Linked DNA regions of Mus musculus: all the other regions are linked to region 2. The links are chromatin loops, found by intact Hi-C in ENCODE. Cell type or tissue: gastrocnemius. All regions are shown on one strand. Links, peaks and the distances in the headings refer to the core of each region. The heading gives the core; the rest is flanking DNA.

The links. Peaks named below come from ENCODE experiments on the same cell type or tissue, not always from the same donor. Only the 100,000 strongest peaks of a DNase experiment are listed, where the experiment ranks them.
Region 1: a loop joins it to region 2, with 2.7 times the contacts of the local background. A loop is called at or near these places in 7 of 42 quality-filtered maps.
Region 3: a loop joins it to region 2, with 2.6 times the contacts of the local background. A loop is called at or near these places in 10 of 42 quality-filtered maps.
Region 4: it touches region 2 in a loop (5-fold over the local background); 10 of 42 quality-filtered maps call a loop at or near these places.
Region 5: it touches region 2 in a loop (10-fold over the local background); 38 of 42 quality-filtered maps call a loop at or near these places.

What each region holds. Positions count from the first base shown.
Region 1 is chr11:54,981,311-54,987,294 of GRCm38, forward strand. Anxa6 (annexin A6) reads right to left here. Exons shown (of 26, transcript NM_013472.5): 21 at 5,741-5,758; 22 at 4,812-4,905; 23 at 3,766-3,861; 24 at 1,988-2,046; 25 at 306-428. Among named protein-coding and RNA genes, the nearest start is that of Tnip1, 21 kb to the left of the region's middle. In gastrocnemius, for the core only: CTCF peaks have their summits at 609, 1,389 (motif pointing left) and 2,977 (motif pointing left); DNase peaks (open chromatin) are centred at 532 and 2,987; H3K27ac peaks cover 1,441 bases.
Region 2 is chr11:54,701,075-54,707,058 of GRCm38, forward strand. No RefSeq gene overlaps it. Among named protein-coding and RNA genes, the nearest start is that of Cdc42se2, 84 kb to the right of the region's middle. In gastrocnemius, for the core only: a CTCF peak has its summit at 2,415 (motif pointing right); a DNase peak (open chromatin) is centred at 2,408.
Region 3 is chr11:54,784,570-54,790,553 of GRCm38, forward strand. It overlaps Cdc42se2 (CDC42 small effector 2), which reads right to left and starts at 3,134. Exons shown (of 6, transcript NM_178626.3): 1 at 2,991-3,134. In gastrocnemius, for the core only: CTCF peaks have their summits at 2,381 and 3,275; DNase peaks (open chromatin) are centred at 2,706, 3,178 and 3,682; H3K4me3 peaks cover 2,323 bases; H3K27ac peaks cover 2,062 bases.
Region 4 is chr11:54,925,039-54,930,038 of GRCm38, forward strand. Tnip1 (TNFAIP3 interacting protein 1) reads right to left here. Exons shown (of 19, transcript NM_001199275.2): 9 at 4,057-4,180; 10 at 1,666-1,755. Among named protein-coding and RNA genes, the nearest start is that of Gpx3, 25 kb to the left of the region's middle. In gastrocnemius, for the core only: a CTCF peak has its summit at 2,906 (motif pointing left); a DNase peak (open chromatin) is centred at 2,896; H3K27ac peaks cover 2,445 bases.
Region 5 is chr11:54,856,990-54,862,973 of GRCm38, forward strand. Lyrm7 (LYR motif containing 7) reads right to left here and starts at 3,608. Exons shown (of 5, transcript NM_029327.5): 1 at 3,563-3,608. The coding sequence starts at 3,580. It overlaps Gm31490 (a long non-coding RNA gene), which reads left to right and starts at 2,825. Exons shown (of 3, transcript XR_879859.2): 1 at 2,825-3,051; 2 at 4,927-5,041; 3 at 5,760-5,870. In gastrocnemius, for the core only: CTCF peaks have their summits at 2,527 (motif pointing left), 3,666 (motif pointing left) and 3,889; DNase peaks (open chromatin) are centred at 2,500, 3,688 and 4,956; H3K4me3 peaks cover 1,778 bases; H3K27ac peaks cover 2,567 bases.

The DNA.
Region 1 (5,984 bases), core at 432-5,431, 280 kb after region 2:
AAAAACCAGGGGCTCACGAGAGGTGGCTAAGCAGTTACGAGCACTGGATGCTCTTGCAGAGGACCCAGGTTCGGTTCCCAGCACCCACATGGCAACTCACAACTGTCTGTAACTCCAGTTCCAGGGGATCTGCTACCTTCTTCGGAACTCTGTGAGTACCCGGCATGCACCAGACATTCATGTAGGCAAACACGCACATACATAAAATAACAGAGATATTTTCATAGCCAAGCCAATGAGGTAGGTCTCCCTTCATTCAACATGAGCAGGTGATCCCAGAGCCCACTGAGCAGCCCCTTTCCTACCTCAATGGCTTGGTGTAGAGACTTGTCATATTTCTCAATGAATTCCCTCCGGATGTTGAGCAGATCTATCTCACTCCGAGACACCATCACCCTGGTGAGGGTCTTCTCATCTGTGCCAGCACCCTGGTGGAGCCAAGGAGAGATACATGGAGCAGGAAGGGAGGGCAGAGCTAGGTCATGCTATGGCAGATGTCCACCTGCCTGTCCCTTCTGCCTTCCCAGACCAGACGGCCACTCCTTACTGTCTTCCACAGACAGTGCCAACCAAACTCCCTCGTGTGGAGGACTGGGCAGACATAAGCACAGATGACCTGTGTGGGCTGAGCAGGCCCTGCTAAAACTCATATCCAGCTGGCACCTCAGAATGTAACCTTAGAACAGAGTTTTTGCCTTGTGGTTTAGATGATGTAGCCTCCCCCCAATTTAATTCATGCATTGAAGGCTTGGTCCCTCCCCGGTGCAGTGTTCAGAGCTAGAGATTTGGGGAAGCAGATCTTAAGGTTTCTGACTTCTTCGATGGGCCAGTGCATTGATGAATATACAATCTGATGGCATTGCTAGGAAGTGGCGAAGGTGAAGGCCTAGCTGGAGGAAGTGAGGTGGGGTGTCAGTGGATGTACTCCGTGCCTTGTCCCTTCTTCCCTCTCTGCTCCAGGCTGTCTGGAAGGAAGTAGCATGCTCTGCCACGCCCGCCCTGCCACGACATTCTGCATCACCACAGGCTCAAGAAACAGATCAGGAGGCCGTGGACCGAAGGCTCCGAAACTATGAGCCCACATCCTTTCTTTCCTCTTTTAGGTTGATTTTTTTTTCCCATCCCAGATATTGTACCAAAGAGATGGAAAGTTAATTATTGCACCATTGTAATGTGTTAAAATGAAGTCATGTTAGATTAGGGCCCTAAACCCATCGGGTGGCTCTAAGGAGTGCAAGGGACAGAGGCACACATGTGAACATAAAGACAGAGGATGGGGGGCTGGTGAGGTGGCTCAGCTGTTAAGAGTACTGTCTGCTCTTCCAGAGGTCCTGAGTTCAATTCCCGGCAACCACATGGTGGCTCAGAACCATCTATAGGGGAAACTGATGCCCTCTTCAGGCAGGCAGTTGCAAATGCAGCAGAATACGCATACATTAAAAAAAAAAAAAAAAAGACAGAGGCTGGAGTGATGCAGCCAAACTGAAGACACACAAGGGGTTTCTGGCAGCTTCCGGGAGGCAGGAGAGGGGTAGCAGGAGAGGGATGGGAAGGAGCCAACCTTACCAATGCCTCGATTTTAGAACCATGAGAGATTACGTTTATGTCATTCAGTTTGTGGGAACTTGTTATACAAGTCCCAAAATACTAACACAGGATCTGGAATATGTGAGCACTAGGGCCCTCTCTCCTCTCCCTCCAGCTCTGTCACTTTCTACCTGTACACAGCATCTTGGGTACCAACAGCAATATTCTCTTAAGTTTTGGCAACTAGAAATCAATCATGATAGATATCCTGGGGATGGGGTGGGGGAGTGGGCATTAAAACACCCTTGACTGAGAAAGAAGACTACGTTTGGTCCAGAAGCAGGATGCTGATAAACAAGGTGGGGTAAAGAGCAGTCGGATGTCTCGTCTGGGGGAGGGTGCACATCTGTGCCTGTAGGTTTGGGAAAGGCAGTGCTGAGAAGCAGGTCAGGCGCCGTACCTTCATGGACTTGTACAGTTTATCAGCAAAGAAGAGAGGCTTGTTCTTGACACTCTGAACTGTAGGGGAGAAGAGAGAGAGGCAGGGCATCTGGTCAGAGGCTGTGTGCTCAGACCCTGGGCAGGGCTTTCTGTACTACAGCCACCAACCTTCCAACATACTTACTGCTACCAGCCTACTGGGTGGCTGCGGGTCACTGCTAACCGTCTGTCTTGGCAGTGCCACTTTACGACCCCCTCCACAAAGCTCCTTCCTTTTCTCCTCCCTCTGTCCACCTCTCTTTCTGTCTGAGAGCTGAATCTCTCCCGCGGTAAAGGAGCTTGTGGCTGACTGAGGTCAGCAGAATATTTAACTGGGGTTTAAGTCCTAAGGGATGCTGGATACAGGGCTGTCAATTTTGAGGGCATTCAGAGCGCAGGAGAAGATGGTTAAAGACTGAACTTTAGGGTCTAGAGAGATAGCTCAGTGGGTAAGAGCACTTATTGCTCTTCCAGAGGACCCAAGTTGGATTCCCAGCACTTGCTTTGGGCTGCTTACAACTGCCTATAGCTCTCTCTCTCTCTCTCTCTCTCTCTCTCTCTCTCTCTCTCACACACACACACACACACACACACACAAACAAAAAACCAGATTCTACTGTAGAGATTCAGATTCTAGAGACATTCTGAGCGGGGTGTGGTGTGTGTGAGTATGTAACAACTTCTGTGCCACTTGAGGACTGAGTAGAAAAGCCAGTGTTCATGTCCCACTACCGATATGCAGAAGCTGACACAGGTTCTGTGTTCTGCCCAGGGCATTTAGCATTCAAGTGACAGTTCCTGCTCAGCTCCTCTGCTTCCAATCACAATGCCTCACTGTAGGTGGTGAAGAGCTATTGTAAGCAACCCCTCCATTTATCTAATCTAAAACACTGTTCCTCCACGTTTTTTTTAGAATTCCTGAGATTCAAGATGCATTTTGCAGTTGATAGAGAATCTGAAAGCCTTCTATCGCCACCTGCTGGTAAGATCAGGTATCGACACGATGCAACAATATGCTTGTATGTATCCATATCTACACAGGGAGAAATGAGATCCAAAAGGGAAAGAGACCTTCTCAAACTCGAGACCTCCAGGCCACGAGGTAGCTTAGCAGGCTAAGGTCATTGACCTAAGAACCTAAGTTCAATTCCCAAGATCCACAGAGTAGAGAGAACCAACTCTCTAAAGTTTTCTGACTTCCACACACATGATATGGTGTGTGCATACCTGTACACATGTATTTATGTGTACACATACAACATAAATAATACAATGTAACAAAAAAATTAAAAAGCAAGAAGCTCAGAGACGAGGTCTCTGGGCTAAGGAGATAGCTCAGTGGCAGGCTGTGGTATGAGAGAATATGCCTAAGGCATGTCTAGTGTATACATGCAGGGTGTACCCTGTGAATGAACGCATCTTGCATGCTATGTATACGTGTCCTATGAGTCACATGTGTGCATATACAGTATGTCTCATGTGTGGTATATATGTACACAAACATACTCCAGTCCTGTGCAGCATTGCCCTTCTCTATGTCCTGGTCCTAACCCTGGGATGTTCAACCTGCCTCCATAGCCTTGAAGATGTCCTCAGGTTGTCCCCCCACAATCATGCCTTGGCGGGGGAGGTGATCTGAGGTAGTATTTAGCTCCCAGTATCAGCAGCAGAAGATGATGCTAAAGCCACATTCCTTTAGGGAAACTGCCCACATTCCCAGCAGTGCCCCAGTCCCTCCCCCGGGTGCCCGGTAATTACCGATGGCCACAAATGCGTCCTTGACATCCCCAGACATCTCCTTCTTGATGACATGCTCTATGTCATAGTTGGTCTTCTTGATGAACTCCTGGAAGACTGGTCAAGAGAATTGAGGGAGAGATGAACTCCACTGGGGAGGGTCACCTGACCTACCCCGTGAACCAGCCACAGTACATGCTGGGCACTGGGTAGGGCTCAGGTGACAGGCAGATTCTGGCCTTAGGGCTACTATAAGACTTGGAGCCGAGTAGGCCACACCAGTGCCTTTAAGTCTGGCCAGTAGCTCTAGCCCTTGGCAAGCTCTATTACCCCAGGCTGATGTGTAAAAGGAAATGCCCAGACCACCAGGGGGGCCTTGCTCTCTGGGTTCCCTCTTATTCCCTGACAGGATTGGATGGAACTTACTATATAATAATCAAAGTGACACCCAGTAGCCCCTTATGCCCTGCACAGACCGAGTACTTTATGTTTATTGTGAGTTTTGTATCCTAGCAACCATGTGAGGTACAACTAAAACCCCAATCCTTAGATAAGGGGATCAAGGCAGAAAGTCAGTCACCTGCTTAGCCACACAGCTGATAGGTAGGGGACTGGAATCGAGGCAATCCAGGGTTAAGCACAAAGCAGCCACGTGTTGAAAAGGACCGAGCAGGTACATGTGAGGCTACAAAGTCTCAGTGGGAAGGGACTTCAGGACTGGCACTGTACACCTCTGTGATGGGCTGGCCTACACCACCTCACCCCTCTCTGCTTTGTCCTGATGGATCATGGCAGCACACCTCAGAATCCTTAACCCTGCATGCTGATGAGGTGAAGCTAGCTAGCGATTCCTTATCCTAGGTGTGCCATCTGCCTTGCTAAGGAAGGGAAGGGAGCTGGCTGAGGAGAGGCCAGAGCTCTGGAGTCCCCCAACCCTCCACTACTGGAGTGAAGAGAAGGAATTAGGCACTTGGCTGGTCTGCTCTGCACAGAAGGTTGTAAGGCTCGGGTCATATTTGGGGCTCCCACTGCCACACTGGAAGGGGTAGAGGGTTCAACAGACTCACCTCTGCGCAGGTGGGGATAGCTACGGGTGCACAGGACGGTCATGAAGCGTGTCTCCAAGGAAGTTTTGTCTCCGCTGGGGGTGTCTGCTATTTCCTGCAGAGCCCGGTTGGGGCAAGGGTTTAGGGAAAGCCACGGGAAAGCCACAGTTAGCACCTACTGTCTCTGCTAAGGCTCAGGTTGCGGTGGGATCAATCACCCAAGGGCATTGAGGTTGGCCCCTTCTCCCCTCGGCCTGAGTACAGTGGTCATCCCATTTCCCTTTGAAGTCCTCAGGACCCCGGGGTGGGACTGGAGCTGGGTAGAGGGACTTGGTAATCCTATCCAGTCACCAGAGAATCTCTCTGGGGAGTATGGACATGTGTGTGAACAAGCAAAAATGTCCTAGCCGGTTTTCTCCAGTCCCAAGGGCACACCCGGTTTACTCTAGCACATTAAGGGTTCCAAAGGATCTCCTAGCCAGCTATGACCTTACTTAAATTCTCTCTAAAAAGCTCACTTTGGGCTTAAAAATAAAATTAAAATGATTTCGATTTAAAGGCAACGACCATAGCTGGTAATGATACAGCATAAATCAGGGTAGAGATGACCAGCTAAAGCTTAGGAAATATTTATTTGCCCCTGCCTGCCCCTTCTGAGACAGAGTCTCTCTCATGTAGTTCAGGCTGGCCTCAAACTCGATATGAAGCCGAGGATGGCCTTGAACTCCTGAACCTCCTGCCTCTGCTTGTCAAGTGCTGGATTATGATCATGCACTGCCACACCTGCCCGCCCTTAACCAACACAGTCCTTAAAAGGCCCTGAAGGGGAGAGAGAGAAGCTGTGGGGAAGCCCCCAATCACTGCCCCATCCTGTCCCACTCAGCCCAGCCCAGGCACAGCAAGACTTGACTTAGAAGCTGTTACCTCCCCGTGAAGGACAGAACACTCACCAAGATCTCAGCAGCCACCTGAGAGCGGGGAGGGGACAGAGGAGGGAGAGACGGGAGGCAAGAGTCAGAGCTCAGAGTGATTGGTTGGCTCAGATTGGCAGAAGTCCCAAGAGACCCCAGGGTCACAATGAAGAACTGGGAGGGATATCACCTTTTATAATCTCTGGGCTAGAATTCAGAGTGGAAGATAGGCCTGAAAATAATTAATTTTAAAATGTGGTTTTTCCAGAGGGGTAGTGATACT
Region 2 (5,984 bases), core at 380-5,379:
TTTAAATCCTATAGCTGCCCCAGCATGTGATGGAAGCTGAGCCTTCCCCAGTTGAGTGAAGATGTGGGAATGGAAAGGACACAGTCCATCCAACAGATCTATGGGAAACCCAACACCTGCAGAGTAAATGCTAGATGAGCCCAGACCACATATCACAATGGAGTGTTTGCTACTGATGCTACCAGTCAGGCATGCTGCATTTGGCATACGCTTGCAGTCACAGCCACTGGGAGATGAAGCAGGAGCATAAGCCACATAGAACAGGATCTACTTCGTTTTTTAAAACAAGTATCAGGGTTTGGTGCTCCCATTAGGCTTGGGAGAGTAAGAACATTTGCCATCTATCCTGATGAGCTGAGTTCAGTCTTTGAACCTACACAGTGAAAGGGGAGAACTGAGTCCCACAAGCTGCCCCTAACATCCATGTACTGTGGCACATGCATGCACACACAAAATAAATGGAATTTTTAAGATTTACTTTGAAAATGGTCTCAACTGTGATCCTATCATGGAGTTCACTGTATAGACAGGTCTGGCCTCAAGCTCACAGAGATCCGCCTGCCTCTGCCTCCCATTTGCCACCACCTATCAGTTTAACAGCACACTTAAAGGAAGCTGATAGCTTTTAGATGGGTATATTAGACAAAATTCACATTTCAATATTTTTGGTTAGTAGTAAGTTAATTCAGGATAATAATAATAATAATAATAATAATAATAGTTTAACTAAGATTAATAGATAGCATCACAAACTAATTAGATATTATGCCCAAAACGGGTACGTGTCAGCTCTTTGAAAATATGTGGTAAGACAAGAAAGGACCATAATTGTGAAGTCTTCACCGTAACATGCTAAAGCTCCTCCCCAGAACCATGATAGGAAACCCGAAGAGCCATAGTTGAAGCTGATAAGAGTGGCGTGAACGAGCCTGTTGTCTTGGACTGCTGCCCTGGTAAGTCACGCATGTGTGGCACCTACCTATGGGAATCTTGGGGTTTTTTTTTTTTTTTTTAAAGAATGATTGAGTGAAGCATACCAAAGCACACATTTAATTCCACCACTCAGCTATCAGGGGGAAGTGGATCTCTTATGAGTTCATGACAGTTCTGGGGCTGGCGAGATGGCTCAGTGGGTAAGAGCACTGACTACTCTGCTGAAGGCCCTGTTCAAATCCCAGCAACCACGTGAAGGCTCACAACCACCCATCTGTTCATCTACAGTGTACTCACATACACAAAGGAAATAAATCTTTTTATTTTCAATTTTTTATTAGATATTTTCTTCATTTACATTTCAAATGTTATCCCGAAAGTCCCCTATACCCTCTCCCCCCCCCTCCCGCCCTGCTCCCCTACCCACCCACTCCCAAGAAAATAAATCTTAAAAAAAAAAAAAAAAAAAAAGAAAAGAAAAGAAAGAAATTCTGGTCTACATAGAGTTCCAGGACAGCCAAAGCTACACACAGACACCCTGTCTCCAAAAAAAAAAAAAAAAAAAAAAAAAAAAAAAAAAAATAGACTTGACAATATGAAAAGAAATACGTACTGGCTGGCTGGGAAGTAGGAAGATACTTTGGTTCACACACCTCCAAGGGAGGATATATATAAAGTGTATACCAAAAGGGCAAACATCTACAGTGCTTGACCTGCAAGCCTAACAACTGAGTCCACATAAAGGCAGGAGCAGAGACCCAGCTCTCCAAAGTTGTTTCTCTGTGCGTGTACCCACAGAGGTGTCATGCACACACAATAGTCATTTTTTTAAAGGTATATTTACTTACATGAGCACACTGTAGCTGTCATCAGATAGACACACCAGAAGAGGGCATCAGATCCCATTATAGATGGTTGTGAGCCACCGTGTGGTTGCTGGGAATTAAACTCAGGACCTCTAGAAGAGCAATCAGTGCTCTTAACCACTGAGCCATCTCTCCAGCCTAATAGTCATTTTTAAACAAGCATTTCTTAAACAGTGCAGGGTCAAGTCTGAGGTCTAACTCTCCTCAGTTTGTATTAGGACCCTCAGAGGCTGGAAGTGAGTGTTTTGTTATTCAGCCAATCTTACAATATGGAGTTCTGGTTTGAGTTTTTGCAACTTGAGTTCTTTGGCAATTGGAGAGAAGAGTCTCTCCCAGGGCATAGTTAGGGACCTTTAGAGTCAGCCAGGTAGTTGTGGCGCACACCTTTAGTCCCAGCACTAAGGAGGCAGAGGGAGGCGGATCTCTGAGTTTGAGGCCAACTTGTTCCACAGAGTGAATTCAAGAACAGCCAAGACTACTTAGAAAAACTGCCTTAGGCAAATTTCTGAGTTCGAGGCCAGCCTGGTCTACAGAGTGAGTTCCAGGACAGCCAGGGCTACACAGAGAAACCCTGTCTTGAAAAAGAGAGAGAGACAGACAGACACTAGGTGGCGCCAAGCTACAACGTGACTGGGTTTTCTAGTTGGTTTAGTTTTGAATTAAGATGGTAAGCCCAGCATACTGATGGCTCTCACCTCCCATTTTCTACCACCCCTGCCTACTTCCTCACAAATCTCTCCAATTCATTTTTTGTTTAGAGACCCACCAGTTCCATGGGTGTGAAACCGCCTTCAACTTGAGTACAACTAAAGACAGTGATTCTCACTCCTGGAGTCTGAATTGGCAGTAGTTGTGAGTGAGGTAAAGAAAGGTCCTGTGAGCACCCCCCCACACACACACACACACACACACACACACACACACACCTCCCCGGATGTTTGTTCACAGGCTGGTCTCCTGTGGCCAGCACAGACAACCGCAGTTGTTCCCATCTGTGATATTGCCATGTGAAGTCCAAGGGATGGCACTTTGTAGCCCTTCACCTGTCTTCTGACTCATATACACCCCTCTTCCACCGTATGCTCTGAGCATTAGAGGCTGGGGCAGAAGGGCGTCTAAGTGGCTTGTTCAGGGCTGAGCCCACAACTCTCCCTCATTCTCTGCATGCTGTGAGGGGAGGCATCTCTGTCTACAGATATAAGCGTGGGTGTTTACGGCAGTATATTGCTGTGTCCATTTAGTTAGCCATCAGAAATCCAGTCCCTGCGTGGGCCTACCACTTCCCCAACTACTACCTCCCCAGCCCTAGAATTTCAGCCAGGCTTAGAGTAGCAGGCATTGGTCCATTGTCCCCTGAGAAGTGGACATTGATTCCATTCAGAGGTTACAGTAGCTAGAAAATGGAGACAGCCTCCATGCCCAACAACTGGTGAATGGACAACAAAGATGTAGTGCATATACCTCCTTGTACTTCAGTTGCACAGAAAGTGCAATTTACAAAGAAATGGACAGAATTGGGAATAGTTATTCAAAGAGAGGGGGGAGTAGTGTAGCTCAGCGGCAGAGAGTTTGCATAGCATAATCAAAGCCCTGGATTTAATCCTCAATACCACCAATAAACAGTGAAGTAACGCAGGCCCAAAGACAAATGGGACATAGCTTCAAGTCTTCGATATTCTCTAGCAAAAATGGAGTACTGCTGTGAGCCAGAAAATGAGGGCAGGGAGCTTAAGGGAAGAGGGACAGCAGAACATAAAATATTGTAGGTGGAAAGGATTAACCAGCATAAAGAGAGTGTAAAGAAACCAGCTGGAGAGTAAGATGTGAGCTGAGTGCGGTAGCACATGCTTTTAATTCCTGCACTCAGGAGGCAGAAGTAGGTGGATCTCAATTTGAGGCCAGCCTGGTCAACAGAGAAACCCTGTTTTGAAAAAGAAAGATGCTCGCCTGCGTAATAGCGTGTCTGCTCTGTGGGTGGTGGCTAACCAATATCATCTTTGGGGGCAGAGGATCCTCCATCATCACAAGCAACCGTGAGCAGCCGGTGTGCATGCTGACAACTGAAAGCTCGTCCCCTGCAAGAGCAGTAGTCACTTTTTATTTTGTTCTGTTTTAAAATAAGGTCTCACTATGTAGCCGTGGCTAGTCTGGAACTCACTATGTAGACCAGGCTGAACCAGAACTCATGGAGATGGATCTGCCTCTGCCTCCTTAAAGGTGTGTGCCGCCACAATCAGCAGTAATCCCTTAACCATCAAACTAGCTCTCCAGCCCTGGAAAAGATGTCCTTTGTTTCAAACTAGATTAATGTGTCTTCTTTATGGCTTGCGCTTCTAAGTAAGCATTTTCCTAGTCCTCAGTAATGGCCACCTTTCATATATGATACTCAGAGCACATGTGTGTAGGGTGGTGCCAAGTCTATCTGCAGCTCACATCATTTCTCCTGTTTACTGAAAAGCCACTTCCCACCACCCATCAGTTATCTTTGCCGTTACGTCGAGGATCAGTGTGACTGTGTACGTTTATTGTTGGGTCTCTAAGTCTGCCTTCATATTGTACTACTGTGGCTGTGTTGTGAGAGTCCACAGCACTACCGGCAATCTTTCCATGCATAATTCTGGATAGCTTTATTTTTCTTTTTATTGGCTCTTTTTCTTCCTCTTTCTTTGTTCCAAATAGAACAGCCTTGGATTCATCGCCCCTGTGTATCAGCCCCCCAACTGGAAGACGATGTCTGTTTTCTGTGTCTGGCTCATGGATTTATTCTTCATGTGAAGGTTTTTGATTTTATTTATTTTTAAATGTGTGGATGCTTTGGCCTGTAGGAATATCTGTGCACCAATGTGTGCCTGATGCCTTTAGATGCCAATAACAGGCACTGGGTCCCTGTTACAGACAGTGGTGAGCCACCTCGAGGGTGCTGGAATTGAACCCAAGTCCTCTTCAAAAGTAACACGTATTCTTAACTTCTGAACCATTTTGCCAACCTTCATTTAAGACTTTGTGTAAGAGTTTGTTCCATGCCTTCACTTTGAAAAGTAGCTTTTATATTTTCAGTGTTTAATTACTTAGTCTTGACAAAAAGAAAACAAAATAGATCTTTAATGTTGATATAGCATCTGGCAGCCTTCCATCTAACAATACTCTTTAGACCTGTGTCTACCTTCTTGTTGTATATACTTTTTTTTTCCTTCACAACGATATAATGCTAAGAAATGATAAGGCCAGGCAGGCATGGTGGTATATGGCTTTAATCCCAGAACCCGAGAGGTGGGGCTGCCTGAACTCCCTGAACTCCAGGCCAGCCAAGTCAAAAGGGAGGAAGAGGAGGAAAGGAGAGGAGGAAGACAATCAATACAAAATCTACACTTGCCAAAGGTTTGTGCGAGCGTGCGTGTGTGTGTGTGTGTGTGTGTGTGTGTGTGTGTGTGTGTGTGTGATTGATATATATATATATATATATATATATATATATATATATATATATATAATGTTTTTTTTCTCTGAAAGGACCTTCTGTTTGTATATATATATATATATATATATACACACACACCATTGCTCTCTTCAGACATAGTTGTGAGCCACCAATAGGGTTGCTGGGAATTGAACTCAGGACCTCTGGAAGAGCAGTCAGTGCTCTTAACCACTGAGCCATCTCTCCTGCCCCCCTTTTTTTTCTTAAGATTTTATTGATTTTATGTATGTGAGTACACTGTCACTGTTCTCAGACACACCAAAAGAGGGCATCAGATCCCATTGCTATGATTGTGAGCCACCATGTGGTTGCTGGGAATTGAACTCAGGACCTTCTAGAAGAGCAGTCAGTGCTCTTACCCACTGAGCCATCTCTCCAGCCCTGCAGCTTTCTTTCTACACTTGGCTTTCTTTACTAGTTGCTAAGCTCTGTCAATGCTTTCCCCTTGTCTATTGAGATAACTGGATTTCTCCTGTGTTCTGTTGTAATACCTAGTTAATACTACTCTAACAAATCAACCCAAAACTTGGTGGCATAAGCTACATTGCTGCACTTCTCTGTGGGTCCAAAATCCAGAGGCCGGAGCTGCTGTGTGTCTCTGAGGCTCGGTGGCCGAGGTCTTAACTGAAGACCATAAAGCTAAGGGCTACAAGCATTCCAGGGGTAGTGGCTGCACACCAGTCAGTTTCTCCCAAGCTGTTTCTAGG
Region 3 (5,984 bases), core at 435-5,434, 84 kb after region 2:
ACAAAGACAACAGAAACTTCATGTTCATAGAAAACACAATGCTGTTCTCCACCTCGATCTTCCTGAGGCAATGCAGCAGTGCACCGCCAAGCCAGGGCTTCTGCACACTGGGAAAAAACTCTTATCAACCAGGCTATAGAAGTCATCACTGTTTGGTTTGGTTTGGTTATTTGGGAGGTGGTAATTTTTATTTTTTGAGGGGGCTGTTTTACTGGTTGGTTTTGTTTTTAAATAGGGTGTCATGTAGCTCAGGCTAGACTGGAACTTGATAAAGCAACCAAGCAAGCAAGGCCTCACATATGCTAAACAAATTGACAACTACAGTATATCCTCGGCCTACATCTCCCCCCAACCCTTTTGAGACAGGGTCTCATTCTGTGGCTCTAGCTGGCTTGGAACTAGGTATGTAGACCAGGCTGGCCTTAAACTTAGAGATTCACCTGCCTCCTGCCTCCCAAATGCTGTGATTAAAGGTGCATACCAGTGCCTAGCCCACACCTGCATTTTAATATACAGTTTTATCATAGTTGTACTTCTAGAAGGAAGTCCAAACAGCACCACATATTATTACTAATAATTCTTCTCTTGTCAACACTATTTAGTCAATAGTGTATTTTTTTATGATAAACACGCAGACAAAACAAAAATGTTGGAAAGGTACTTTATTTAAGATATTTCTTTTTTTCTACCCATCAACTCCATTCTTTTTGTGGTACTGAAGATGGAAGACAGAGCCTGGTACACACATACTAGGAAACTATACTACCATAGCCACATCCCTGCTCTGTTAAAAATGAAATAAAATAAAATGGCTAAAATATCCAAAACAAAAGAAATCTACTAATTTACCTTGTTATCTTTTGGGTCTCATATAGTTCAGACTGGCCTTACGTTTGTGATATATAGGCCAAAGACGGCCTTACACTCATGATCCCTCTGCCTCCACCATTACAGGTGTTGGTAGTAAGGCTCCCACTATCATACTGCTTGTGGTGATTGAATGAACGACTTCATGTCAACTGACCCACATTCCCTGCCCATCTTTGGGGATCGATCTCTCTCTCTCTCTCTCTCTCTCTCTCTCTCTCTCGTTACTGTTTTGTAATTATGTGTATGTGTGTGTATGTCACCTGTATTCTGGTGCTCCATGAAGACCAGAAGAGGGCATCATATCCCCATTACAGACAGTTGTGAGCCATCAGGTGTGGGTGTTAGGAACTTAACTCCAATCCTCTAGATAAGCAGCAAGTGCTGGTTTAACCACAGAGCAGAGATTTTTTTTTTTAATACAGAAAATGTTATTACAAAGATTATTACTGAAACAGAACTGGAATCACACTATCAATAAAAACACTGCATCAAAATCTAGTTCAGGAGAAAAATAAAACACCATCTTGTTGAAACCATTCTTCCTGTCGCTTTAAAACCTACTGGGATTTTTATTAAGCTGACAAATGAAACCATAACCCAATAATCGTGGCCTTAAAAAGTTACTCATTAACTTTTAAGTAGGATGCTATGAATGAACACTTCCTGAAGTTCACCAGCCATTTTTCCAAGTGAAGTAGCCCTAGGGGTCTGGGGAGGTCCTTACTTGCTACATCGATACTACATAATGAACTTCATGCTCAAGCTTAAGAGAGAAACATTTCCAGGTTTTGTTCCCTTCCACAAACAGAATTCAAAAATCTCTCTGTGCTTAATATGTGTCTAATGAGTATGCTGGGTAAACTGTGATGTTTAACCACCAAGGCGACATTAGATCCCCTCCCCTAAAGTTCAGAGCTCTCTCTCCCTGGCTCATAGAGATCCAAGACTGACCATGCCACAGTCCCTCCAAAGCCCACACACATCTTTACTCCTACTACATAGAAAGCTAGACCTCAAAATGCACCCCAAACATCTTTCTCAATTATTTTCAAAGAAAAGGAGAAATCAGGCCTGCTGAGAAACAGAAATCTGTAAGCCAACTTCTCTCAAAAATTTCACATCTCAAAGGTACTATCTGCTATGCTGGCTGGCAATAATGACCAACTAATTATTAATAGTTTACATGGGGATGGGGGACAGAAACTTGCTAGGCATTCTTTCCAATAGTCCTTTATCTGAGTCAAGAAGCTATGTGCCTCATCTTACTAGTAGGAACAGTTCTGTGTGGTGTTTTAAGATTCATTCATTATATCAATATTTTACTAAGCAAGGGTCCTTTAAGAGCATTTAATTTTCTTTCTTTCTTTCTTCCCCCCCCCCCCTCTTTTTGTGGCGGGTGGGAGTACTGGGGAACTGAACTACTCTGGGCCGCCTCCTACATGCAAGGCAAGTTCCCTACCACTGAGCTGTACTCCCAGGCCCAGAACGTCTCAGTGCTGCGCTCTGCACATCACTACCAAACTCCTCCAGGAAAGCTCGGCAGTAGCAATCACTGCCGCTAAAACGGAATTCCCAGGGTTGCCTGAAATCAGCCGGCACCGGGCTGCTCCTCAGCTCGAAATGCGGACGTCAGCGAGCCGCTACCTACCACACCCGTTAGTAATGCTCACCACCGTGGCCGCGAGCTCCCGGTGCAACAACCTGTAAGAGTCGCCGCAGCGACTGCGAGGCAGTGGCCCGGCTTCCTCTCTCGGGGTCCCAGGCAGGCCGGGCGGGAGTCGGGGTTCGGGAGCCCAGCCGCTCCGCGCCGGTCCAGACTGGCGGGGCTGCGGACTGGGGGAGGGGTCCGTAGCGCCTCCCCCATCGGGAAGGTGCAGGCTACGGTGAAAGCTGGCCTCACGGAGAATGAAGAGAACCATACGCCGGTCCTCGCGTGAGGACCTCGCCCAGACTGGAAAATGGAGCCGCCGCAGCCTCAGTCAGTCCGCAGCCCCAGTCTGCTGCCCCAGTCCGCAGCGCGGAGAGGCCCGGGCCGCGCTCGCCCTCAACCTTCCGAGTGGCGACCCTACACTTGGCGCCTCGGGCGGCGGGGCCAACGTGGGGCCCTCTCCCTCACTCACCGTCGCCTTTGTCTCCGCCGCCTGCTCCAGCCGCGCGGCTCCGAGCGCCGGCTCCGAAGCTTCCAGGATCTCCACACACCAAGCAGCTGCGCTCCCCGCTTCGGGCTCCGCCCTCCCGCCTAGGCTCTGGCGCGCAGAGGCGGAGCCACAAGCGGTGTGTGCGGCTGCGCGGCTACGCCCCCACTACAAGGACACGCCCTGTCCCCCCCCAGTAGGCGGGCTGGTAGCTGTGAGGCCCCGCCCAGTGAGGGAGTGGCGAGACCTAGGGGATGCTAGGCGCGCAAAGAGTGACCGCTGGGTGGGCTACGGGGAAGATGGATGCCGCTGCCTCGCGCCACAGCACCTTCCTGTCCGGATCCAGCCGTAGACGTGCCCGGGCGAGCAAGGCGCTGCTAGGCAGAGCTGGCCAGCACCAGATGTCTCTCACGCTCAGATCACGTTACTTTCAAGGAATCAGAATCACTGACTCATTGGAGAGTCAAGAATATCTACCTGGCATTTGAAAAGTTCGTCTCTGTGACTTCTTGTGGGATCGTTTTTTTTTTTGGTTTTTTTTTTTTTTTTTTTTTTTTGGTTTTGCTTTGACGTTGTTTGAGGGAGGGCCTTTTTGTAGCCCCAGAGTGGCCTCAAACTCACTATATAGGTAAGGATGGCCTGGATCTTGTGATCCTCCTGCCTCCGTCTCCCAAGCGCTGGGATTACTAGTGTATGTCACAAGCTTAAGGACTTTTGGAGTAGAACCCTGGCTGACCTGGAACTCACAGCAGTCCTCCTGCCTCAGCCACCACATTTTATGACTACATTAACTTTACACTTTAGGCACCCAGAAGCAAGAAACAAATGGACGCCTTCCCACTGAAATCTAGCCACACATACTCAGACAGGGAGCTGCATGACCATCACTATTGATAGGAAATTTCTAGCTTGTTCAGTGACAAAACTGGAGTACTCCTTGGTTCCTCTTATTCTCAATTTCACATCCATTCTGTCCATAAGGGTAATTGGCGTGGTTCTACATTCAAACAAAAAGAAAATCAGACTGTTCATCTACATTGTTTCTGTCATCCGTGGTCCCAGTCACACTTCAGTGGCTTTCTTAAATGACCTCCCTGACCACCATCAACAAACTGTGTTGTCAAAACAAGAGGGAGAATATCCTCCCGCAAGGAGAGTCAGCTCATGTCTCATCCGATCAAAATCCACCAGTGTTCCCGTTACTGTAGAAGATAACATCTTTACAATGGCTGACAAAGCCTCTGAGATTTTTTTTTTTCCCTATAGGTCTCAGAATTCATCTCCAGTCTCACTGGTGCTTGCAATGTCCAGTCTATACTCAGGGACTAGGACATTCTCTAATGTCTGCCTTCTCCCCTCAACTCCACTCAGATCTTCTTTAACAATGATGCGTAGCCTAAACCCACTTCTTTACATTGCTACAGGCTCAATCCTTCCCCCATCTATCTGCCCTTGTTCTCCTGTTCCCAGAACAGTCTGCACAATTTATTCTGTTAATTTTGCTCCTGTCTTCCCCACTAGAAGCTGGGTGTTTGGGTTGGCTGGATTTGATTTCTGCAGTGCTGTAGGTGAAACCCAGGGCCTTGCTCTGGCTTGGTGAGTACCACACACATGCAGACCTTTGAGGCTGGGGATAACTGTTCTAATCAACTAATCAGTCCCAAGTGCCTAGAGGAAATGAAAAAAAAATTAAATACCCCCAAGATGTTCAACAACAAAAATAATCAATTTTATTTTCAGTTTCCTCTTGATTCCACTTTCTGCCAGTCAACCAACCATTAGATTTTAACCTACATCAGACCATAAACATTTGGACTTCTCAGTTCTTTTGTGTACAGTAACCATTTACTTGATGTTTGATGCAATTTTTGACCAGTGACATCCCTGTACCCTATTTCACTGAGTAAGAATAATGTGATAGGGTAGAGAAAATTTGATATAGTACTTAAAGGTATGCTGTTTTGAAAAAACTTTCCTAAGACCAAAAAAAAAAAAAAAACCAAAACTTCCCAAGTGTCATACATTGCTTGCATTGTTCTTTGACATGCAAATATGGTCACCTTAAACAATATTTTCTACCACTTATCCATAAAAGGTAGCAATCCTTACGGGAATTGTTACACATTATTTAATATTCTATAAAAGTGTGCATCTGGGTGATGGTGGCCTATGCTTTTAATCCCAGCACTTAAGATACAGAGGCAGGTGGATCTCTATGAATTCAAGGCCAGCCTGGTCTACAGAGCAAGGTTTAGGACAGTCAGGGCTATACAAAGAAATCCTGTCTTGAAAAACCAAGTAAATAAATAAGTGTGTGTGTGTGTGTGTGAGAGAGAGAGAGAGAGAGAGAGAGAGAGAGAGAGAGAGAGAGAGAGAGAGAGTTGCCTGTGTGAGGGAGAGAGGGAGAGAGAGAGAAACTGAACAACATCTAATTTTGGTTGCTAGGACCATTCATATTCCCTTTTGTTAAGGGCACAATTCTATTCAATTAGATGGGTATTGTTTTATTGCTACAGCTGTTGTTGTTATGGGTCCTTGTCATAGGGTCTCTCTATGCAGAGATTTGACTGGCCTGGCACTCGCTCTGCAGTCTAGGGTAACCTTGAATCATGGCAATCCACCTGCCTCTGCTTCTCAAATGTTGAGATTACTTGCATGGGCCTAGCTTAGATGATACTATTGTTTAACAGTGGATATACATGATGGTTTGCTCAATATTGTATTAGTAGCAGTCTCTTTACCTATTTGATTTATTCTTTATGATTTAAAACAAAGCTACAAATTATACCTTATGATTCAGATTTTTTTAAAAATAAAGTTTTAGGCCAGCCACAGTGACAACATATCTTTAATCCCAACAGATCTTGTGAATTCAAGGCCAACCTGTTCTACATAGTGAGTTCTAATATAACCAAGGCTATATAGTGAGACCCTGTTTGGGAGGAAGGGTGGAAGGGGCCAGTGTTAAATTTTGCTGTT
Region 4 (5,000 bases), core at 1-5,000, 220 kb after region 2:
CTATACAGAGAAACCCCTGTCTCAACCCACCACCACCACCACCCCCGCCAAACCAAACCAAACCAAAACAAACCAAACCAAAACAAACAAACAAAACAAAACCACCACCACCACCAACAACAACCCCCCAAAATGAACAAACAAAAAACCCTGGTATACAAAGAAAAAAGAAGAAAAGAGAAACACTTTAGCCAAGTGTACAAACATACTTAAAGGCTAATCAGCCAGACATGGTGGGGCTACACCTTTAATCTCAGCACTCAGGAAGCAAGGCAGAAGGATCTGTCTTGAGTTTGAGGCTAGTTTAATCTACATAGTGAGTTCCAGAACAGCCAAGGCTACATAAAGAGGCTGTTTCAAAGCAAAACCAAAAGTAAAAATAAACCCTCCTTCTATGTGTGTCAGCTTAGTGTAGGCTATGGCTTACAGCACATCATAAACAGATCATGCGCAGCCATTAAGAAAATAAGACACTTAGTACATCCTTTGAGCCTTAAGATAATGCTAATTATGAGCCATACTCTTGACACAGCAGTTACTCAGGAAAGAAAAACAACTCTACATCACTATAAATAAAAGGACAGGAGATGGGAGAAGATATTCAGACTTCAGATTACTACCAATGACAAAAGTACTTAGACACGGGAGAACTGGCTTATGCTATTGATCTGAACAGACCTCCTGAGACAATTGTAAAAGAGAAAAACTTATCTGAAAAGCAGTATGTCTTTTTTTTTTTTTTTTTTTTTTCTGCATTAAAAAAACCATGTCTGTAACCTCAGCTACTTAGGGGCCTGAGGGAAGAAGGCTGAGTTCAAGGATCGCAGAGGCAGCTCAGTGAGGCCCCAGGTTCAGTTCCTAGTGCCACAGAAAAAAGGAAAACCAAACAACCCCAAGGGAACACAGTGAGCTGATGTCAGCGGCAGCCATCTGGAGGGAGACTCTTGGTTCATTACATAATGAACATTCTTTTCCTTCTGAGAGATGAGTCAATCTAGAATATGAATGTAAGTAAGACTTCAGATGTGTGTGAAGAAAGAGGGGTGGGGAAGAAGAGGTCGGGAAGACCTCAACTGTGTGAGGAGGGACAAGGACAGGCTAGTGGCCTGGGCTGGAGGTGGGGAGGGGCTTGGGAGACAGAGAATGCTGCTGCCAAGGGTGTGGGAGCTTCCTTCACTGTTAGCCACTCCCACTGCAGCATGTGTCTCCAATGCCGACTGTCCTGACTGACCACCACCTCTCCCGTGTCCAGCTTACCTTAGCCTTCCTAGGCTCACCCTTTTAATATACGGGTCTGCATCTATATGTGGTGAGTGTGGGTGCCCGTGAAGGCCAGAAAAAGGGGTTAGACTCTCTGGAGCTGGAGTTACAGGCAGTGGTGAGCTGGTATGTGAGAGTCCTGGGAACTGAGCCCAGGTCCTCTGCGTGCACCATTACCACTGAGCCATCTGTCCAGCTCCCTAAGGTCCCCAAATAATTTCAGCCTGTGCCACAAACTCAGTCTCCTCAGTGATCCCTGTGGTTGGTCCCGAGAGGACAGACATCTATCCCATGGGCAGATGGTTCAATGGTTTCCACAATAACTCTCTAAGGTGATCTAGGCCCAACAGGAACCAGAGAGCCAGGTGGGGCCTTCGTCCCTGACCTCCCAGTTTGGCCACCTACCTCCATGCGTTGCTGTTCTAGCAACTTCACCTTCTTCTCAGCTGCTCCAAAGGCCCCCGCTTCAGGGACTTTACTCGCCATCACACTGGCCTAGGGAGAGACAGAGCCTTCACCAAAGTGTCAGATAAAACTTCGTTCCCCAGCCCAGTGCTCTCCCAGGGCCTCAGCCCCTTGTCTCCAATCTCCCTGCTCCTCCCACCCAGCAGCCATGTCTCAGCCACGACCTCCTCCTCCTGGAAGCCCACGAGGAACATTCCCCTTTGCTGATGCATACTGTGGCTGCCAGCCTCACATCCTCTCACCAGCTCTTTCCACAGCCATCTTCCCCACTTTAACTCTGAGGCCCTGCTGGTCAACCCCACAACAACTCCGAATCCCCTAACCTAAAAGGCGTGGCTTATATATTTTTTAGAAGTTGTGAGGAGCCAGTGAGATGGCTCAGTGAGTGAACACGATTGTCTCTAAGTCTGATGAGCTGAGTGCAATCTCCAGAGCCTATGGTGGAAGGAGAGAACTGCCTCAGACCTCCATACACGCATGCAGCCCCCAACATAAAATAAACGCCGTGAAAGTGTGATGGAGGCTGGCAAGCATCACGAGCCCAGACACATGTGCCGAGAGCCCGCATGTGCAGATGTGTGTGCACAACATGCCATCTCTGAGATTCTTTCCAAATTCTGCAACCACAATCTAATCTAAACCCAAAACCCATTCTGCAAAACAACCGGCCAGCATAACTCAAAAGTGCCAAGGTCATGGAAACCAGGACAGCTGAGCCACGTCGCCGAAATGAGGAGACTAAGGAGCTGTGATAGGAACCCCACGTGGGATCCTGGATTCAATTCTGGAAGGCAGAAAGGGAGGGAGTGAAGGATGGGTGCATCTGGACAGCGCTGCTGACGGCAGTGCCCAGTCTGGTAAGAACCACAGTTATGTAAGATGCTTGGTGAGGTAGGTCTGCGGTTATAGAAGCCAGCCAGGGAAGACGGAGGGAGTACGGGAACACAACTCCACACTATTTCTGCCTCAGTTTAAAGTTACCTCAAAATAAAATGTTTTAAAACTGAACAATTGAGGTGTTGAGGTAAGAACCACAGGACAAGGCGAGAAGTGCACGTGCAGTGACTGTCGCCAGTGTCTGCTCAGACCAGAAGCTGTTCTGCACTGGCCCCATCAACTCTCTATGTCCTACCACAGGCTGGGCAGAGGCTGGAAGCAGAGCCTGTGAGCCTCTGGTGCCCCCTACAGGCTATGTCCTGTAAACATACCATGCCACCTGGAGAGGAAAGGGTATCTATCTGATAAGGTGGCCTCAAAAAGGGCAGATGCCTGCCCCAGGAAGCTCACTGTCAACAGCAACAGCTAAAGGCTATGTGTCACTTAGTTTTAATCCCAACAGAGGCAGGAGGATCTCTGTGAGCTGACGGCCAGCCTGATCTACCCAGTGTGTTTCAGACCAACCATGGCTACAACAGTGAGCAACAATGCCAGCGAGAGGCAGAGCGAGAAGGCTTTGCTCTTCAGCCGGCCACCCCCACATCTGCTTGAGAGGTGACAGAAGAATCTTAATTGTATGATGGCACATGACCTCTCCAAGTCTCCTGCTGGCCCCGCACATGGAAGAGACATCCCTTCAGGCAAAAGAGCCCAAGTGAGCTCATGGCTTTGCAGGTAAATTACATCACTGCCCCGGGGTGGGGAGTGAGTGACCAAGGTCATTACTATATTACATAGAAAGCTGGCATTAGGGCTTATGTTGCAACTGACTGCAACTCACTTGAGGAGGTAAACAACTGGGTTACAGGAGCCTGAGGGATGGTGAGAGTGGAGCAAGGCACACTTGGCCTTCACTGTGTGGCAGGGCTGGGCCTGGAGGTGTGGGGGTGTGGGCCAGAGCTGAGGCATCCCCAGACCAGTCTTCCTCTCCATGCAGAGCTCTAAGTTGCGATCTCACAAGCTTAATACAATCCCCTTAGGAGCCCTGACACTTTAGAGACTAACCTGACTTTTGGGAAGGAGACTTTGACAAGACAAAATGCATCAAGGTATTGGTACCCAGAATGAGCAAAACACTGAAACCCAACTCCCATGAGCAGCCGCTGGACAATCCAAGTCAGCAAGCGGGAGAAGCAAGCAGCCAGGGTGGGCGGCAGAGCCATGTAATTTGACTGCCAATAGCTCTGAGCACGTGTCTCAGAGAACGGGATACTCCACGTGGGGTGAAGACAGAACAAAAAGCCAAGGACTGGTCATACCACGGAGGCAGGTGCTGCACCAGGAAACAGAGTCTACCAGGCAGAACCTTCTGCCACTGGAATGTGTGTAGGAGGAGATGTGCTCCCTCAGCGAGGGGCAGAGCAGATCCTGGGTTTGAGAGCTTGGGATACACACCTGCTGCTGTCCAGCCACGCCCTTCTTGCCAGCACCCTCTGGCTTTGGGGAGCTGGGCTGCCCACAGAGTCCCTCTTTGCAGCTGCTGTTCATCAACAGTTTCTTGAGCTCCGTGTTTTCCTCCCTAGATAAGAGACAAGTGGAGATGTCACAATGTCAGCCCTGGGTTAAGACACTTGCAAAGCCAAGGATCTGCTGTCAAAGGCACTGCTGCGGTGCGACCAGACCAAAAGGGCATCTGTAAGCCACCCAGAAGGTGTGCAGGCTGCATGAGAATCCTTAACAGCAGAATTTCCCCCATCTGTAGGTTGTCTCCACACCTGGCACCTTCCAGTTCTATGATCTTGTTCTCTAAGAAAGCTCCGCCCCTCCCTCCAGTTATAGTCAAGTGTCCTGGTTCAGCTGACGCAGGCAGAGCCTGGGCGGTGCAGTAGGTCATGCTCACTCACCGGCACCTGGCACCCCCCCTCTTTAACATGGAAAGAGCAAGCTTCTGGCTCAGAGCTAGGGTTGATAGAGCCATCTTCACACCCACCAGGGACTCAATCCCACTGGATCTGCTCTCATGGTTCTCTAGTGTTGAGTACAGGCCCTGCTCTGGGTGAGACCTTCTTTACAGTTTACAGCAGGAAAGGCTACCAGCAAAGTTGAGTGTGGGCACGCACACCTATGACTCCAACGTTCATTTGGGAGGCAGAAGCTGGACTATGGAGTCTGAGGCGGCCTGAGCTACGCAGTGAGTTCCCTGGGCTATGGAATGAGACCATTCCAAACGAAACAAGCAGAAATAATAAGTGAAAGTGAAACCCTAAGTTCATGAGGTAGGCAGTGCTGGGTACTCAGGATGTTTGCAGTGTGGACACAGCCCTTCAGCTTCCATTTAATTACAGAGTCAAATGGCTTTTCTCAGGCCACTCAGCAAGGACTCAGATTCCTTTCCTTCG
Region 5 (5,984 bases), core at 491-5,490, 160 kb after region 2:
AGAAACTCTGTCTCAAAAGACAAACACCAACACCCATCCCCATCCCCCAACCTCTCCCCCACGCCAAAACCTCTCCCCCACGCCAAATTCAAACCAACAAAAGCAATGAGGAGCTGGGGAGCTGGATCAGTGGTTAGGAGCATGCACTGTAGCTGGATCAGTCGTTAGCAGCATGCACTGTTCTCCGGTGGGCGTCAGCTCTGTTCCTTGGATCCCAGCACCCACATCAAGTGGTTCTGGCCTCTGCAGGCATCTGCACTTGCACACACATGCCCACGTACACATGCACACAGACATATAATTAAAAGGGGGGGGGGCAGCAGTTGGAGGTACAACCTAGCTCAGGTAAGGCCCTGGGCTCCATCTAGCAACTCATTAAAAAACTGTTCTATGAAACAGTCAAAAAAATAAAATAAAATAAAATACGAATCTTCTAAGTGGTGTGGTGGTTCATATCTGTCAATCCAGTACTCATGAGGTGGAGGCAGGGGGATCAGCTCAGTGTCAGCCTCTGCTATGTGGTGAGTTCAAGGCCAACCTGGGCTTCTTGAGAGCCTGTTTCAACAACTCTCAAAACAAAACAAAAGCCTCAATGATCATCCTGACAAGAACTTAGTGTGGGAAGGTGGTGGACTCGGCCAGTCTGCATAGGTTTCTAGCTCTCTCTCAACCTACCCCCTTTCATCTTCTCTTGACTCCTCCACTCACAATCAGGAATGTATTCTATCCTAAGAGCCCGGGAAGATGTTTCAGATAGCTCAGAGAAACCTAACTGCAATTTCTGAAATGAAAAGTGGAAGGAATGCCAAGACTTCTCAGCATCCTGAATTTGTGGGAGTCGGGGTGGGGACAGGGACAGGAGTGCCCACAAGCCTGACATTGTGATAATACATGAAACTGAAAAGGAATAGTGGTGAGAATAGCTAAGAAACTGGCGGGGAGGGAAACAGGATGGAACCTAAGACACATATGCATATCTGAAAGCTGGAGAGATGGCTCAGCGGTTAAGAGCACAGGTTCCTCTTCCAGAGGACCTGGGTTCAATGCCCAGCACCAACATAGCAGCTCACAACTATCTGTAACTGCAGTTCCAGGGGATCTGACATCCTCACACAGGCATGAATGCAAGCACAACAACAATGCACATAAAATTAAAAACAATAGATAGATAGATAGATAGAAAATCAACTTTAGATTTAGGGCTAGGGTGATGGCTCAGTGGTTACAATGCTTGTTCTGTAAGGGTAAAGACCAGTTTGGATCCTCAGAACCCACGAAAATACAGGGCAGATGACTAGCTGTGCTCACAGTGGAGAGCTCTGGGTCTAATTGAGTCACCCTGCCTCGACACATGAGGTAAGAGAACAGCAGAAGCCGTCATACACATGCATATGGGCACACATTAGTACACACATGGAAATGGAAAAAATAAGATTTCAGATTTCCATTTTTTTTCCTTTTTTGGATGCTTAGCCAATCACGGGAAACTAACAGACTTGGTATGGGGGAATGGGGAACAATAACAACCTAAACATGTGGGGGTGGCTTTGGAATTGAGTGATGTGTAGAGAAAGGAGTTTTTTTCTAAAGTGCTCAGCAATAAGAGCCCATTGCCTGGCAGAGACTGTTGATAGAAATATGGATTAAAAAAAGATTTATTTATTTATTTATATAAGTACACTGTAGCTGTCTTCAGACACACCAGAAGAGGGCATCAGATCCCATTACAATGGTTGTGAGCCACCATGTGGTTGCTGGGACTTGAACTCAGGACCTCTGGAAGAGTAGCCAGTGCTTTTAACCGCTGAGCCATCTCTCCAGCCCAGGAATATGAATTTTAAAAGGCACCACATAGACTGTGCTTGAAATGTAGTGGGTCCTGAGTTCATTTCTCAGCACTACACAATAAAATATAAATTAAGCAAGAGGTAAAGAGACATATAGGCCCAGCACTCGGGAGGCAGAGGCAGGCAGATTTCTGAGTTTGAGGCCAGCCTGGTCTACAAAGTGAGTTCCAGGACAGCCAGGGCTATACAGAGAAACCCTGTCTCGAAAAAAAAAAAAAAAAAAAAAAAAGACAAACAAAAAAGAGACAGATAGGCAGGCAGGCAGAAGCACACTAGCACACGCGCGCGCACACGCACACGCGCGCGCACACACACACACACACACACACACACACGAGACTAGGTGTCTAGATGTCCCTGCATCTTAGAAAGTGGAGAAGGGAGGATCACTTGATCCCAAAGTTTAAGACCATAGGAAGTCTGCAGTGTGGAACACTAAAGGATAGTAATCGGAGTAATTTTATATAGTACTTCCTGGGGAGTGGGGGTGTCCATTAATATAAAAACAGCACCACTAGCTTAAGACCATTATCCTAATAAAAAGAAAATGGGGGCTGGAGAGATGGCTCTGAGGTTAAAGCACTGGCTGCTCTCACAAAGGAACCAGGCTCTTCCCATCAGCCATACTGCAGCTGACAACCTCCTGTAACTTCGGTTCCAAGGAATCTGACACCCTCTTCTGGCCTCTGTGAGTACCAGACATGCACATGGTGCACAGACATACATGCCTTGCAAATAAAATAGTTGAAAAAGTTATTTTAAAAGAAAATGTGATCTTCATTACCACAAATCTACTAGAACCGGCATTACATTGTAGCTAATCATATCTTTTTACTTATTATTTATGCACTGTTGGGCATGGAAGCCAATGCCTTGAAAATGCTAAGGGCTCCAACTTAAAAGTTAAATACAACCTCAGCCCTACTAAGAAACTTCTTTTCAAACGCAAAAAGTAGCTGGGCGTAGTGGCTCGGGAGTCAGATTCCCAGCACTTAGCATGAAGATTGCTGAGAATTGGCCGCCGGTGTGAGCTACAAGTCTGAGGCCAGCCCCTCCTAATTCTTAATCAAACTTCAGGTGTCTGCCTATAAGTCCCCGTGATTCTTAAATTTCGAGACAAGATCTATGTTGCCTGGGCTTGCCATCAACAAGTAGGCTCAGCAATGCTGCCTCTCGCCCACTAGAGATTTCTGTATTCCTCTAGGTAAGTTAAATCCTATTTATAGGTTCACAAAACATGCTGTTTATTAATTTGAAGCACTTCTTACGATTTTATTAGTTGTTTATAGTCTTCCTACTATGGAACTTCTTTATTAAGGCATAGGTGGTCGGTTTATGGTCATCAGTCTCCTCTATTCACTACCTTTCATGGATCAGCCATCCTCCTCATTCATTGTCTCGTGTGGCTGTCACCCTCCTCCGCTCCGCGCCCCTCGAGATCCACTCCCTCCTCACTCACTGTCCCCCCCTTCTCCACTGCAGCCCCTCCAGGTTGTCTCCCTCATCATTCACTCTTCCACATGGCTATCAACCTCCTCCATTCACGGTCCATAGGGTCGTCTCTCCTCACTGCCCTCAAAATTGTCACCCTCTACCACTCATTGCCCCTGAAGGTTGTCACCCTCTTACACTCTCAGCCCCCCTCGGGGTCGCCTCCCTCCCTTGCCGGGGTCTTGAGCCTCAGCATCCCTGCACCCTCCTCCCGGCCCTGTCACCTTGGCGGGCTGACCCATGGCTCCCCACGCCGCTGACTCCGCCTCTGAGGGCGCCCCCTCTTGGCAACCAATCAGGGCCGGGGCACAGCTGGCGACGCTCCGCATAGCAACCAATCAGAATGCAACATGTCCTTCCTAGCCCGCCTTCCCCGCAGGAGGAAGTTCAGGCGTTTGCTAAGCAGAGCTAAGTATAAAAACGCGAGAAGCCGCGGTGCCAAATTACGGACAGGAGGACGGAAGTAGCTGAGAAGCCATGTTTGTTAGGGGCAGACTTCACTCCGCCGCGCCTAGCGTGCCGCTCGCGCACACTGTTTGTTACTGGGTGGCCTCGGAACCTGCTCGTTTTTTATCTCTTGTTTAAGGGCGTGGGCGTCTCTTAAGTGTCTATATTATAAGGTTTCCGGGCTGTGACTGTCTCCTTGGGAACGTAAGCAAACAAAAGCTAAGTCCTAACAACCACAGCCCATACATATCAGAACGCTGACTCCAGAACGTTCTGTTTGTACATTCTCTTAATTATTCCCCCCAAAGGTGCGGTTGAGTTGCCTGCTCAAGTTCACACCCTTGATCCCAGAGCCTCCTCACCTTCTGCATTATTGCCCTACTTATCTTGCCCCGTTCTTTGGTTTTGCTGAGGTAGGAAATAATTTATTAGAAGCTTCATAGTAATAACCATAAAACATTTATATACATTTTAACTTAGTACTTGCAGGCATGGATAAAAATTTCCACCTTGCTCCTGTTCCGCAATCATTTGCGTTCAACATTCCTGTAACATTTTAGGCTACTTTTAGGTAAAACTGACTGTTTATTAAGAATCAAAGATTCTTAATCTTTGATTAAGCTGAGTGTGGTGGGATATACTTGAAAACCCAGTATTTGGAAGGTAAAGTCAGGAGCATCAAGAATTCAAGGACAGCCCTGGTCTAGACTATATGAGACTCTGTGTCAATCAAAAAACAAAAAGGAAAAAAAAATTCTGCTTTTGAGACAGGGTGTCACAGTAACCCTGTCTGGTGTGGAACTTGTTATATAGATCAGGCTGGCCTCAAACTTTGAGATCTGCTGCCTCTGGAGTGCTGGAATAAAAGTTGTCACCACCAAACCTGTACTCGTCCTCAGGAATGCTTTCTACCTTGTTCAAAACCTAGAATTGGCCCAGAACTCACTGGTTAGGCTAGACTGGCTGTCCTGGTCTCAGAGATCTTCCCATCTCTACCTCCCCAAGGCTGGGATTACAAATGTGAAATACCATGCCTAGGGAGTCTTATATAAGAACACAAAGATAATTGTCAACTTTTAAAAATTGTTATTGATGGCTGGAGAGCTGGCCCAAAGCCTAAGAACACTGCTGTTCTTTCCAGAGGACCTGAGATTATTTCCCAACACCCATATGGCAGCTAACAACTGCCTGAACTCCAGTCCCAGGGGATCTGACACCTTCTGGCCTCCAAGGACACGGTATACATACACATCCAGGTAAACACTCATACACTCATAAAAATAAAATCTCACTAAAAATTTCTTATTGAGGTTTTATTTATTTATTTATTTATTTATTTATTTATTTATTTCAGGACAAGGTTTCTCTGTGTAGCCCTGGCTGTCCTGGAGCTCACTCTGTAGACCAGGCTGGCCTCCAACTCAAAAATCTGCCTGCCTCTGCCTCCCCAGTGCTGGGATTAAAGGCGTGCGCCACCACTGCTCGGCTGCAGAAGTGCTTTTAATAGAACCAATGAAATCAAGTGTAGTGGCTATTGTCTTTCATCCAAAACAATAATCAATTAGATGATCTTATACTGTGGTGGCTTCTGTAGTACTATAGATCAATTTCTTAAAAAAAAAAAGTAATTTGTAATAATAACTTCTGATTAGAAAGTTAATGAAAACCCTTCTATGTTATTTAAAAATATGGATCCTGTGGCTGAAGAGATGGTTCAGTGCTTAACAGCACTTACTGATCAGCAGGGGACTGGAGTTGGATTCCTAGCACCTTCACAGCAGCTCACAACAGGCTGTAACTCCAGTTTTGGGAGATCCAGTACTCTCTTCTGGCCTCCGTTGGCTCCTACATGCCTGTGGTGCCCATAATGTCATGCAATTGTATACATATAATAGATAAAATTTTAAAACATAGTTCTACAGTGCCCAAATGAGATCAGAAGTGAGTCTTAAGCCAACATGATAGTTTCTTCAGCTGTTCCAGAGATGAAGGGAAACGAGACAGCTCACACTCTTTACTGATCCGGTGGTGGGAACTGAACTGAAGAAACGCCAGAACTCAGTGGAAATTCCAACTGTTCATCATGTAAGTTCCTGGAGCTATGTGGCAGGCAGGAGTATGCCCTCCAAAAGATGTGTGCACTCAGGTGCCCAGAACTTCTCATTGCCTTGCCTTGCAGGAATTTGGCAAGTGAATTAA